Linked DNA regions of Homo sapiens: region 2 is linked to region 1. A link is a contact called in ENCODE Hi-C or POLR2A ChIA-PET data. All regions are on one chromosome and are shown on one strand. Each heading gives the region's core, a stretch centred on a gene start or an enhancer-like site at or near the end of the contact. The rest is flanking DNA. Distances are from core to core; before and after follow the strand shown.

What was found. A loop is a pair of places that touch in the nucleus more often than their neighbours do. ChIA-PET counts read pairs that join two places held with the same protein, here RNA polymerase II (POLR2A). Pooled maps may share reads with other maps.
Region 2: a loop to region 1 is called in a map of dorsolateral prefrontal cortex, with 4 times the contacts of the local background. The contact joins the enhancer-like site here to the promoter of PIK3R3 in region 1. A Hi-C loop is called at or near these places in 5 of 168 maps with a recorded cell type or tissue (MCF 10A, PC-3, PC-9 and 2 more), 6 of 37 single-sample maps with no recorded cell type and 15 of 50 pooled maps. POLR2A ChIA-PET finds 5 or more read pairs at or near these places in 17 of 52 experiments (AG04450, GM12878, H1 and 12 more).

Annotation. Positions count from the first base shown.
Region 1 is chr1:46,129,128-46,136,243 of GRCh38, forward strand. PIK3R3 (phosphoinositide-3-kinase regulatory subunit 3) reads right to left here and starts at 3,502. Exons shown (of 10, transcript NM_003629.4): 1 at 2,720-3,502. The coding sequence starts at 2,825. The region is part of intron 1 of P3R3URF-PIK3R3 (P3R3URF-PIK3R3 readthrough); the gene reads right to left. LOC101929626 (a long non-coding RNA gene) reads left to right here and starts at 4,244. Exons shown (of 3, transcript NR_125987.1): 1 at 4,244-4,263; 2 at 5,404-5,527. RefSeq lists enhancers at 2,765-2,814, 4,055-4,284.
Region 2 is chr1:46,221,050-46,228,165 of GRCh38, forward strand. It overlaps LURAP1 (leucine rich adaptor protein 1), which reads left to right. Exons shown (of 2, transcript NM_001013615.3): 2 at 1-207. Among named protein-coding and RNA genes, the nearest start is that of LURAP1, 21 kb to the left of the region's middle. Within about 2 kb of position 2,607, at least 2 of the 41 ENCODE cell types and tissues checked have a DNase peak (open chromatin) inside an H3K27ac peak, as active enhancers do; they include OCI-LY7 and dorsolateral prefrontal cortex, where a contact is called at or near this core.

The sequences.
Region 1 (7,116 bases), core at 2,252-4,751:
ATGACTTTTAACAGAAGGGTTTAGAGAACATATTCTGACACCAAAGGTATCTGACCTGGGTCCTAAAAACACATACATATAAGATTTCAACATGTAACTATTGTGAGTGAAAGGCATCCCAGGAAGAGGAAAAAAAGCATACATTCAAGTAACAGCAAATACAAAATTGCTTCTATAGAATTTATGATGCACTCCAGGAGGAGAATTAACTAGAAAATTAAGTTGGAAGCAAAAATTAGAGGGACTTATATGAGAGGGTAAGCAATTGGGGGATTTTATTTATTTATTTATTTATTTATTTATTTATTTATTTATTTTGTAGGCAAAGGGAAGCCATTCAGAGGTTTTTAAACCCATTGGAAGATTTATCATTGTAAGATAAATCATCAGATGATACTCTTAACATTACCGTGGCTTGAACAGGATAGAAATGGGAGAGCAGTTAGTACGCTATCACAGCAGTCCAGGAAGGAAATAATAAGAGCTTGATGTGGGGTGGGAGCTAGGAAAAACCTACAAAACATGCTGCAACCACTTCACTAATGATACAGTTTTAAATGTTTTGAAAACTTAATTTATCACATAAAACAAGGTTGACATTCACACTATTTCCATGAAAAACCATTCACTTCATAGGCAATGTTTCAGCATACTCAAGTGTGCTTCGTTTTCAAAAAGCTGTTAGGAATAACTAACCATATTCTACATTAAAGCTACAAAAGGGGTAATAAAGAACAGCATATGTATTTTTCAGTATTCTCAATAGAATCTCAGTATGCACAATTTCATTCAAGGATGAACATTTTAAACTCAAATGTTTATTTCCATGGAAAATAAAGTTTGGATCAGAATTTTCTATACAACCTTATAAGACCCACGTCTCCATATAGTTATAACAGTCAACTTTTCTTAAAATTATTTTTGGACAACTCAACTCAACTTGACCAGTATTTTTCTACTAGGCTAATATATTTCAACCATAAGTGCATTCTTCATTTTCTCCCCTCCTCCCTACTCACCTCCCACCCAACAAATTCCCTTTGTATGTCTGCAAGGCAAGGTACTATATAATGCAGTATAATTCTAAGGCAGTTTGAATATATAATTCTTATAACAGGAATCTAGAATTATTAACCTTACTTTTTACAATAAAAGTACCAGTGATGTACTAAATTTCTATTCATATGTATGACAAATGTATCTAACATGCTTTACCGTTAGGGGGAAACAAAGGGGGAAAGACACAATAGATGGGTGGCAAATCTTACAAACTTTACAAAACACTGAAAAGCTGCATCTGGATTGCAGTCACAATTATAAAAGCAAATAAAGCTCTGAAATAAAGGAAAAGAAAAAAATTCTAAGTGATCATCAAGAGTGAAAAAGGTTTATTCAATACTAGTTTTTAGTACAGCACCATTTAACACTGACTAATTGAAAAAAAAAACAGGATAATTCACCGTTTGCAAGGACACAGGAAACAATTTCTACATACCTTCTATAAGACAGTTACACTTCTTCACACTTGCATGGCTCAAATCCTTTCAAACGTTTCCAAAAATACAGTCTTATAATAAACGAGGTTCCCCAATGACACACATTTTATTCTGTAGACTTAGCCATAACACGTTTTAAAATACATAAAGAATTCATCCTCGACAGAAACAAGGAGTCACAAAGGCTCTCTACTTATTCAGAATCATTACATAAAACACCATCTGTAACTGCAAACAGGGTTTGAGAAAATCTGACAGCTAATAATCATAAAATGGGGTAGACTTTAAAGGAAAAAAAAGCCAACTTTTCCATTTTGCTTTCCTTTTCCTTTCCTACCAGATACACAAAATGTCTGTAATAGCGTCAGACAGAGCTTTAAAATAAAAATATAGTGCTATATATGTATACTTTACATTACGTGTATAGGAACACATATGTATATATCACACGTTCACAGGAAACAGAAAGGTTCCCTCGTTTTTGTTTTTGCTTTTTCTTTATTCTAGGAATTGAAGTTACATTAAACCCTATCCCATAAATTAAGTTAAATCATCATTAAATTAAAGAGTAATAAAATATTGCACGTAGATTTCTCTGAGCGACTATCTTCTGAGAAGGAAAACCTCAGACTAAGACCATGGCTGAATACGAACGCCCAATCCCTAAAAAAAATCACTAACCGGCATTTGTTTCTGCAAGAGAAAAAGGGAGTCTTACAATGAATAATCACATAACTCAGTTTCAGAAGTTAACCGGGGTAAAACACAACGAACCAAATTAGACAAATGTATGAAAGGACAAGCTTTCAAGAATTCGCCCAAAGTGAAAGACTGGTTTTAACCCCGGGATATAAAACATCCTTTGCAGGTAGAAGAGTCTTTAATTGAAAAAGAAAAAAATAAAATAAAGTGGCGGGCACAAGAAAAACCTGAACGACACGCAAAGGCAAAGTAAAAAATAATGATAATTTTAAAAAGGGGTCTCTCCTCCCACCCCCACTTCCAGCCCCCACCCCCACCTTCGCAGGACAATAGGATCAGGGTCCTAACTGCAAACTTTAAACGTGTAAACCAGAAGCAGTTTTACCGCAGCTGTAACTGCAAATCTCCTCATCCCGAACCTAGCGCACCCAGGAATACTTCTGCCCTGAAAACATCAGCAAGCTCTTGGTAAATACAAATCAGACCCATCACGAGATTCTTTTTTTTTTTCTCCCAAGTACCTGGAGGATCCATTTCAATATAAAATATCAGTTCTGTCGAATAGGGCATCATCACCTCCCTCCAGTCTGCGTCATCGCGGTCCATACTCCACACCGTATTGTACATCGCGCTGTCAGGGGCAGGTCGCCAGGAGATATATAGAAGGCATATATTTTTTATCTGGTATTTAAAAATCTAAAAATATATATCTGCAAAAGTTCCACACGGAAATGTACTTCGGGTTTTCCAACGGCCAGTACCAGTCCGGCCAAACTACCCGAACAGGGTCCTCCCCCTCTCTCCTACAGAACACAACAAAATGCCCCCGAACTTTCAAGCTATGGGCTTTTCTCCTCAGAGGATTACACAGAGGCTTGGGGGACGGAGAGCAGAGGTGTTAAAAAGCGGCTTCCCAAAAATCCTTTCTACACAGTCGCTCTCCGGGGAGAAAAGCTCCCACCGCCTCCAAATCTTTCCGCGGAAGCCACTTTTGTGTCCTTCGAAGGAGGGAGAATGAAGAGGAAAAAAAAGAACACGTTGGGAGAAACCCGGGCAAGTGACAAAGGAAGGCAAAAAAGGGGGCTGGAGATTGCGTTCAAGTTTCGGGGTCCCACTGGTCTGCAGAGAGCGAATCCCCCAGAGGCCGGGACTCGGGCTCCTCTCCGGTCGGTCTCGGAACCGAAGCTGCCGCAGCCTCGGGAATGGGGCCGGCCGGAGAAGTCCAGTCAGCTCGGCTTGTCTGGGCGCTCCCGCCGGGGTGTAAGAACCAACCCGACCGCACCAACTGCCCTCAAGCTCTGCCCGGACTCCAGCCACTAGAGTTTCATTTTAACGGCGCGGAGGGGACACCCTCCCCGCCCCATGCTGCCCACCCGCTGAGGCGCCACCCAACCGCGCCGGGAGGGGGGACAGCAGGCATCACCACCGCCCCTTCCACGCCGTCCCGCCTCGATGTACCGGGATTCTGTCAAGTGCCTGAGAACATGTTCAAAAAGCTGCTCTCCATCTCGACTTTCACGTCTCCCCACCGCTCTCTAGGCTTCGGCTCCCCAATCAGCCATCCGCGCTCTCCCCCAGCCTCAATCAGAATGGTACGATCCGGGCGCTGGCCGCACTCCAGGAGTCAGTGCCGGGAGCACGCGAGCCAGGCGAGGAGGGAGTGGGGCGAGGGAAGAGAGGCAAGGTGGGTGGTGATTGGCTGAGGCCGGTTGCCGGAGCCTGGAGCCTGCGTCTTTTGTCTGCCTTGCTCCTGCGAAGGAGCGGGAGACGGCTGCGCGCCCCAAGCGGGCCAATCAGGAGACAGCCGGCGCCGGCCGGTAAGGCGGCGATTGGTCAGAGCCCAGTTACTAAGCGGGACAAAGGCAGAAGGGGAAAAGAAAAGAGGAGGAAAAAAAAGAAAGAAAGAAAGGAAGAAAACGCAAACGGCGGTTACTGACAGGCTGGGCGAGCGCTCGGGGGCTCAAACTGCCTGGAGACAGGCGGGGCTCCTGCTGAGGCTTGGTCCGCCCGGACGAGTAAGGAGAGGAGCCAGGGAGGACCTGCTGGCGTGAGACGCCTCTGCCCGGTGATTGGCCGCGGGGGAAGGGAGCGGACACAGAGGGGGCACGTTCTGTCACTTGGCGGGGTGCGCGCTCTTCTGGTCCTTAGGAGGTCTCTGGGGAGACTCCTTTCCTACAGACCTCTTCACCTTGCTGGGACAGCCCTCTCCGCACCCTTGACAAGTTGTCAAAGCAATGGTCCCCAAACCCACTTGCCACCTTACCACTCAGGGAGAGGATGTGCCCGTGGCCCCTGCAACCTTCCTGGCTGCTACCTGACCCCACTCCCTGCTTCTCCCCTTGAGCAATTGGACATTTCTGAGGGAGGCATTTCGCAGTTCCTCTGTGCTTCCCACCCAAAGACTTTTGAACCCAGAGGTAACTCCCCACGCCTAAAATAGTGAGAGGTCTCAGCAAGCCCTCCTGCTCGAGTGCTCAAACCAATTAAAAAAAAAAAAAGTCTTGGAATTACAGTGCATGTGTAATTTCTAAGATAAGTCACAGGTGTTGGAATCTCTCACCAAAAGGGCTCTATTCTGTTTCCCTGACAGACCCTCTTCCTCACATACTCATTCCCACCCCCAAAGCTTAAATCTGGGAGATTGGCTTCACTATGAAAATGCTGAATATTTCCATGCATTTCAGAAACAGCTAATTAACTTGCTGGGGAACACTGAATAGCTAAAAGCAGATTTGTGTCTCCTGAAGATTGTGCCTGGAATTGCCATCCTGTATACCCTACAATACAGTCTGAGGAGGCCAAAAACTGCTCCATTTCCTCTTTACACAGGAGTAACAAAGCCCATTGTGTTTGAGTTGACAGCCTGATTTAAGCCCTAGCAAAACCTCCTACCTTGAGCATGTCTGCTATATTGATTCGCCTATGGAAGAGTTGCCACGTTTCACCCTCTACCTCCTAAGGTGGTTCTGCCTTCCTTAAAGATGCCCTGAGTTGAGACAGTTCCTGAGGGCAGACAGTCAAAATGTATATGGACTGGGTATAGAGTAACTGGTTTAAAAGGGCCAGAAAGTATGGATGGACATGGTTGAGCTAAGAAAAGACACCAGGATTCTTATATGCTTTCTTATTATTTCTGAAATCCAAATATGATTTCAACTTTGGGGCAGGACTCATTAATTATAATTTCCTGAACCATTCCTTACAGGTAGAAGATACTGGAAGATCAACTCTAATTTGTGGCTGCCTTCCCAGCAGTCTCTACTTCAGCATATCTGGGAGCCAGAAGCACTCAAGTTTGATAACTCAAAAGACAGAACAATCAGTCAAGGGTGGGTTGGTTTATTTTTGTTCACGGGTGTTCATGTGCATTCCCAAACAAAATGAGGGTGAAGAGAGAGGAAGTGTGGAAAAGATAATGGCTTTCAGATTTCCACAGCACCTTTTGCCTGGACCACTTTTCAGCATTTAGTGGTGGGGTTTCAGTTTCTAATACACAGAGCAATCACCCAGGCTTTTCCCACAGCTAAGGCTTTGAGAGATGAAGTGACGTCCAAGCACAGTATATAATCAAGTGGTCAAGGCTGACACATGGAGTAAAGCTGTGATTCAGTCTTTCCACCTAAAATTGTATGACCCAACTCTCCAACTTAAATAGACCTTTGAATATATCTCCAGAGAATAAGTGATGCAAGAGGCAATGATGAATCAAGGGGAAGCAAACTTTCTTAGTCCTTGAGCTTAAACCAGTGCCCTGCCATGGGGGAAAGCACCTGTGAGATGATTCTGGTCTTTCTTTCAGTTGAGAAATAGAAGTGAGGTTGTGATTGCTTGTCACCAAACTGCCCCAGGCTCTTTGGCAAAGGTAAAAAATGTTAGCTCGGGTGTCCTGGACCACTTCCAAGTTGGAGAATTATATTTGACCTGGGTGTGGATTAAATTCAGCTCTAAGCACTCAAGCTCCTGGGTCACAACCTGCTACTTTGGGAGCTGCTTGTTTTCCTTTGCCCTCTCCCTTTCTTTTTTTAATTTAAAGTAGTCTTAGGTAAATCATGAAATCTGCTTTCATTTATATATCTATGAAATAGATTTATGCAAGCTGCTTAGTTTATAGTGAAACACTTAGAATGAAAAAATATGCCACTTAAGTATTTAGGATTAATAGTACTTTTCTGTAACTCCAAATGGCTAGGATGCCCTTCACTTTTCACCCTGGTATGGTTTTTTTCTGCAACTGTTCAAATATGCTTCATTTCTTCCTCTTTATTTCAGAGATGGATGAAATATTTCTTCTGTGCTCTGAATATAGGGTATGATCTCAGAGCTCTCTGTGCCAGCAGAATCAGTCTGGAACTCAGCCAGAAGTTCTTCGTGATTAAAGGTGCCATCTGAGCGCACAATATTTTTTTAAAAGCCTTGCAAAATGGGGCCGGGCACGGTGGCTCATGCCTGTAATCCCAGCACTTTGGGAGGCTGAGGTGGGCAGATCACGAGGTCGGGAGTTTGAGACCAGCCTGGCCCACGTGGTGAAACTCCGTCTATACTAAAAATAAAAAAATTAGCTGGGCATGTTGGCAAGCGCTTGTAATCCCAGCTACTCGGGAGGCTGAGGCAGGAGAATCATTTGAATGCAGGAGGCAGAGGTTGCAGTGAGCCGACATCACGCCATTGCACTCCAGCCTGGACAACAGGGCGAGACTCAGTCTCAAAAAAAAAAAAAAAAAAAGCCTTGCAAAATGGAAATATACTTTTTTTTTTTTTTTTTGATCACTAGCATTAGCACCAGAACTGACTTTAGACTTTGGGTAGGGATTCTACCAGCCTCAATACCTTCTTTTTCTTCTCTCACCATTTTCCCTTGACCACTTGTCTTGTGATAAGGCCCAGTCCATGCAATTAAATAAACTCATTTAACAAATAT
Region 2 (7,116 bases), core at 1,357-3,856, 91 kb after region 1:
AGCCCTTTGTACGGGTCCTTGGATGGTAGTAGGTCATATAGGGGCATCTGAGCCCCTGCTGCTAAGTGAGATCACATTATTTATCGTCCATACCATTACTTCTTGTGAACAGTAACATGTCACTCCTCCTGGCAGGAAAGTTTCTCATTGTCAGATGTTTGTGCTTCTTTTCAGGTCTTACTTTTTAAATAGAGTGTTCTCATTTTATCCTAGGGGATCTCACTTCCTCTGTGGCTCCATCCCTGCATCCCTGTCTGGGCCAGCACTCCTGACTGCTTTTAGGGAGAGAAGCTTTCAGGGGCCTCCATTTATTTCTCTCAAGTCTGTTTGGCTCACCCTGCCATGGTCCCCTGTCTTACCCTGTCCCTGTGTTGCCCCTATTCCTGTATTCCATTTTTTTGTTTTGTTTTGTTGTTTTTTTTGAGATAGGGTGACAGGGTCTCCCTCTGTTGCCCAGGCTGGAGTGCAGTAGTGCTCACTGCAGGCTCGACCTCCTGGACTCAAATGATCCTCCTTCCTCAGCCTCCCAAGGAGCTAAGACTACAGGCATGCATCACCATGCCTGGCTAATTTTTGTATTTTTTTCCAGAGACAGGGTTTCACCATGTTGCCTAGGGTGCACTTGAACTCCTGGGCTCAAGCAGTCCTTCCGCCTCAGCCTCTTAAATTACTGAGATTACAGGCATGAGCTGCTGTGTCTGGCCCTATTCCTGTATTCTGACTCCATATCTCCCTTCCAGGAGGTTCAGCTTCTGTGTGTCCATGCCTTTTCAGTTTCTCCAGGCCTTTTATATGCAAATGAGTCCTGGCCTCCTCTGCCCTTTGTTGATGGGAGCCAGGGAGAGAGAACCTCAAGGTCTCAGAGCTCTGGGGGTGTACCAGAATCTTGGATAGGGGAGGTGTCATCCTTTCTGACTTTGTGACTGCCCTTCCCCCACCCTGTCCCCAGCCTTCCACCATTTGGTCACAAGGATGCCTGCCTGAGGTCGGGACACAAGGAATCTCCTTGTCTAGGCTGCAGCGTGGGGGCGTGGCAGGGAAAGACAGAAGCTCTTTGGTCCCGGGGCCCCATCCTGGAAAAGGAGAGGGAGCAAGGGAAAGGCCTGTTTACTTCCTCCCTTAGAGCAAGCCCTGACTCCCGGAAACTGAGGAGAGAGCAGAGCCTGGGTCTCTGAGCCTGGGTCCCAGAGCCCTGCCGAATTACAAATTATATCATAGAAGGAATTCAGGGAAGCTGCCAACCTGGGGCTCAGAGGGGACGGTCCCAGAGATGGGGACAAGAGCTGTGGCTGGTGTCAGAGAATGAATTCTTAGAGATTAACCCTTTGAACTCTGGGGTAACTGCTCCATATGTTAGTCCCTGCCTTTCCTGGGCCTTGAAACTGGGATACTAGAAGGAAAAAGATGGAAAAGGATGTCAGATGACTTTGGCTGTTCACTGCATCCTCCTGCAAAAGAGGCGTCCTCCTCAAATCCTGGAATAACTCGTGCCATTTCTCTATTTTGTATTCTGTGTTGGGGAAGGGAAGGAAGCCAAATTGATCATCTCTGCTTCCCTAAATTCCTCAAGTCTCATTTTGAAACTCCCACCCCGGTCCTTCTGGAGCAATATTCAGTCCATGGCTTGTCCCTAAACACCCTCTCTTCCCCTCCCACCCCCTCAAATGATTGAAATGTCCAAAGTATATTCTCAGCTTCTTCCACTGCTCACAAGACCTCTCCATACCACTCCTATGGTCTTGGGACTCCTGACTTCCCCTCAGACTGGGAATTTGAATCTCCTATTCCAGTCCCTACTCTGTAGTCATTTTGTAGTGTGCCCTCGGTTAATTACCCTTCCTGTTTTTTTTTGTTTGTTTGTTTTGTTTTGTGTTTTGTTTTGTTTTTGAGATGGAGTCTCGCTCTGTCATCCACGCTGGAGTGCAGTGACGCGATCTCGGCTCACTGCAACCTCTGCCTTCCGGGTTCAAGCGATTCTCCTGTCTCAGCCTCCTAAATGGCTGGTATTACAGACGTGCACCACCATGCCTGGCTAATTTTTGTATTTTTAGTAGAGACGAGGTTTTGCCATGTTGACCAGGTTGGTCTTGAACTCCTGACCTCAAGTGATCCGCCCATCTCAGCCTTCCAAAGTGCTGGGATTACAGGTGTGAGCCACCTGCCTGGCCTGTTGTTTTATTTTTAAGACAGGGTCTCACTCTGTCGCCCAGGCGGGAGCGCAGTGGTGCGATCTCGGGTCACTGCAGCCTCTGCCTACTGGGCTGAAGTGATCCTCCTCAGCCTCCTAAGTAGCTGCGACTACAGGCACGCATCACCATGCCCGGGTTACTTTTTGTATTTTTTCTAGAGACAGGGTTTTGTCATGTTGCCTAGGCTGGTCTCAAACTCCTGGGCTCAAACAATCCTCCCACCTCAGCGTCCCAAAGTGCTGAGATTACAGGCCTGAGCCACCATGCCCAGCCTTTATTTCTTTTTTTTTTCTCTTCAGCAACATTGTTCATGGAATTATACCCTTCTTGGAAGACACTGTATAGTATTCTTATTTGAGGTTCACTTGTTCAGTCTACACACTTATGAGCTGAAGAGGTTGCCCGCCCTCTTGTGGCCATTATGCACCACTGCTGGAGTTGCTGTGTGGAACCTCCAAGCTCAAATAAAACATGGCCTTCTAAAGACCAGCCCCCGTCAGTGCGCAGAAAGGCTAGTGAGTCAGACCTAAAGAGGGCATAGACTTGCCCAGCATCACCCATTGTAAAGTTGTGGCGACGTCCAGGTCAGAAAACCCAGATCACAAGCCCACATGCCCACAGCTCCATCACCTGGCCAGTCAACACCACTGAAGCCCAAAGGGACTGAAAGCAATTTTGCCCCTGTTACAATGTTTGCGTTCTCACCTCTTCCTAAAGAGGCAGCTTAGTCTTTAGAGGAAGAGCTGCAGGAAAGAAAACCCTGGGCCTGGACTGGATGAAGGGGTGAAGGATGCACTAGTCTGGATCACAGATAGGAGGAAAAATCAATCCTGGACCCACCATTTTTCTGGGAAGGAGGGCTAGTAGCTCCAGACATCATAGGAACAGAGCTCAGCATTTCAGACCTGGAGGTTAGAAGCAGAGGTGGGGGTGGGGAGCTGTGAAATTAGGAAACTTAGATGGGTCTTGCAGAAGTAGGTGTGGCTCCACAGGTCAGGGAATTACGGGTCAATTGGATAGCACCTGAGAGTGTTGTGGGGCTGGAAAGCTGGGGTGAGTGAGGCTGCCTGGGTATTCCGCTTAGGTCTAGGCATCCTGGCTGAATACCTTAGATTTCAGTTCACCACCAGAGAAGCCCGGAAACTCCAGTAAACACATATCTTTGGTCCCTTCTACCTGCCTCTAACTTGGCTGGTTGAGGCTCAGCTTCTCTCTAACTAGACTTTTCTGGCTTATAGGGTACAGCTGTTTGGGAGCTCAAAGAAGGAGAAGGTAAGAAAAAGGGCAGAAATGCAGAGAGAGGAGAGGATGGGATGAAAACGGGGTGTGGAAAATATCAGAGGGCGCATACTGCCCTCAAGTGCACTGGGGGCTTTTGTCCGGGGTCAGAGTAAAGACAAAGAAGAGGCTGCTCATGAAAGCTGCAGAAACAGTGCCTGGGGGGATAAGCGGGGGCGGTGCTGGCTGAGACAAGAGACCATGGGAGTGGGCATTGTAAAGACCTGCATTTATTTATTTTATTTATTTATTTATTTATTTTGAGACAGGGTCTCACTCTGTCGCCCAGACTGGAGCGCAGTGGCATGATCTCGGCTCACCGCAACCTCCGCCTACCAGGCTCGAGCGATTCTCCTGCCTCAGCCTCCTGAGTGGCTGGGACTACAGGCACACGCCACTACCACCCAGCTAATTTCTGTATTTCTAGTAGAGATGGGGTTTCACCATGTTGGCCAGGCTGGTCTCAAACTCCTAACCTCAAGTGATTCACTCGCCTCGGTCTCTCAAAGTGCTAGGATTACAGGCTTGAGCCACCATGCCCGGCTGAGGCCTGCATTTAGGATGGAGGCATTGAGGTTGAGCACTGAGCTAACTGGAAGCTCAGTGACAGCTTCAGTGAGAAATGCTTGAGAGTTGTAGCAGACACAAGCTCATTGTGTGTATGGTGCCAGGCACACACTGGGTGTTCCGTGACACCTGTTCAGTGAATGGAAGAATGAATATGTGTAAGCCCACAAGGAGATGTGACTGAAAAAAAAAGTTGCTAATTTACAAATTAGATAATTGAAAATATTTTTAAATTTACTTTTTAGCAATCCTATAAACAGTGCATTGTTAACAATAGTCTTACTTATAAATTTGCTCAAGGTCAGTTAAGTAACAAATGAGCTGTAATAACCCAGATCAACCTGACTGCAGGGGCTTCCAGGAAGCCTCCTCTGATTCCCTACCCATGCCATACACTCACTTAGACCCTACTCTCCTAGGAGAACAGATTAGTGCTGCCCAGAAGCTGGGGCAGGACATTAGTTTCCTATTGTCACTGTAATGAATTACCACAAAGTGGCTCAAAAAACAAAATTATTATGTTACAGTTCAGAAGTCCAAAATCAGCTTCACCAGGCTAAAGTCAAAGTGTTGACAGGTCTACACTCCTTCCGTGGGCTCCAGGGAAGAATGTTTCCTTGCTTTTTCCAGCTTCTAGATGCTGCTTGCAGTGCTTGATTCGTGGCTCTTTTCACCATCTTCAAAGCCAGCAGCAGAGCATCTTCTCTCCTCTCTAACCTCTGTTTCCATCCCTACATCTCTCTAATTCTACTGCCTCTCACTTGTAAGGATTACATTGGGTCTACTGGGATAATTCAGTATCATCTTCCCATTGGCAAGATCCTTAATTAAATCCTGCCTTCAAAGTCCCTTTTACCATTTAAGATAAAATGTTCACAGGTTAAGCAGCTGGTGAGTGTCTGTAGTCCCAGCTACTCAGGGGGCTGAGGCTGGAGGATCACTTGAGCCCAGGAGTTCAGGCCAGCCTGGGCAATATAGTAAGACTCTTCTCTTAAAAGAAAATTTATATTTATCCTCAGGTCCTGGGGATTAGGAATTGGACATCTTTGGGAGAGGGGCTTTTAGCCTGACACAGGCAGGGTGGAAAGTGGGCAGGAGGATGCACCCAGGCCCAGAATGAACCTCTGTGCTTTGTCCAGCCTCCCCTAGCCTGGAATGAGAGGTGGTACCAAGGCGGAGGTGGCAGGTCCAGACCCCATGTCTAGAGAATGTCAAATGCCTCCTGTACCATCACCACCAGGGAGAGCCAAAGATGAAGATCAGGCTTAGGAGAAAGCCTCAGTTTAGGAATCGTTTTAGACCTGAGACCTTCCTGGTAACCACAGTGGAGGATTCCTCAACACTGTCTCCTCTCCAGAACCATTCTGTGCTCCTATTCCCCAAGGCTGAAGATAATTATATTCCCAGTGAACTAACCTGGGTTCTCTCTGGAAAGGGCAGATTGATTAGTTGTCTTCTTTTTAAATTGTTATTTTTAATTATTTAATAGTTAAACCATGCTTCTCATAGCATAGTGAATTCCATCACCAGGCCCCTTTCTTATTTTATTTTCTTCTTTTTTAAAAAAATTTTAGACTGGGCACGGTGGCTCATGCCTGTAATCCCAGCACTTTGGGAGGCCGAGGAAGGTGGATCACCTGAGGTCGGGAGTTCGAGACCAGCCTGGCCAACATGGTGAAACCCCATCTCTACTAAAAATACAAAAATTATCTGGGCATGGTGGCGCATGCCTGTAGTCCCAGCTGCTCAGGAGGCTGAGGCAAGAGAATTGCTTGAACCCAGGAGGCAGAGGTTGCAGTGAACCGAGATCATGCCACTGCACTCCAGCCTGGGCGACAGAGCGAGACTCCGTGTCAAAAAAAAAAATTATTATTTTTTTAAGAGACTGGGTCTCACTGTCACCCAGGCTGGAGGACAGTGATGTGATCTTGGCTCACTGTAACTTTGACCTCCTGGGCTCAAGCAATGCTCCCACCTCAGCCTTCTGAGTAGGACTACAAGTGCACACGAGCATGTCCAGCTAATTAAAAAAAAATTTTTTTTAGAGATTGGGTCTTACTGTGTTGCTCAGCCTGGTCTTGAACTCCTGGCCTTGAGAAGTCTTCCTGCATCAGCCTCCCATAGTGCTGGGATTACAGGTGTGAGCCACTGTGCCTGGCCTCTTCTTTTGATCCCTCATCCCTATTCTCATTCCTCTCCCTGTGTCAGTATATGTTTGGATATGTATGTATCTTTGAAAATATATGTAATTATGTGCCTATGTGTTTTAATATATATAAATGGTATACTTTTATGGTAAGCCAACTTCTGTAATGAATTGCTCCCATATTTCAGTGATTTAACACCACAGATTTATTTTTAACTTATTCTACATGGCACGGGTGTTTCTGGTTGGACAGCTCTCCTCCACTGTCCACTCCAGCTCCCAGGCTTCTTTTATTTTCAGATGGTGATAGCCTCATCCCAGCATCATAAAGTTTCCGGTCAATTTTTCACCAAGTTGTTTTACTATCCGTTGATTATCATTTTATGAATTGCTTGTTTCACTAGGGATTACAGAATGGTGATTTTCTAAGGCTATTAATTTTTCCTCATTTATTAGCTCTAATTCTGTACAGAAAACCTTTTTCACATCCTCTAGGACCATTTGATTACTCCGAAATAAAATTCATACCAGAATGGCAAGATAAATGCTTAAATCTCTTCCCTTACCGTTTTCAAAGTAGTTATGTCCTAACAACTTCTAATGGTGTTCAATGATTTTTTTGTTTCACTCTCTTTTTAAATGATCTCAAACAACCTGTAGTTCTTATGCATTTAATGTCGTTTAATCATTTGCCATTATTTTTTGCTTTATATTATATAAAGTATCAAGCATATACAAAAATAGAGAAAATAGTGTAATGAATTCCCAGGGACCCAGCTTCAATAATTATCAATTCATGGCCAATCTTGGTTTATTTATTCCCTCAACTACTTTCCCCCTAACCAAGATTATTTTGAAGCAAAACCAGATATCATACCAATTTAATCTGTAAATGTTTTAGCATGTATCTCTAAAAGATAAGGATTTTTATTACCA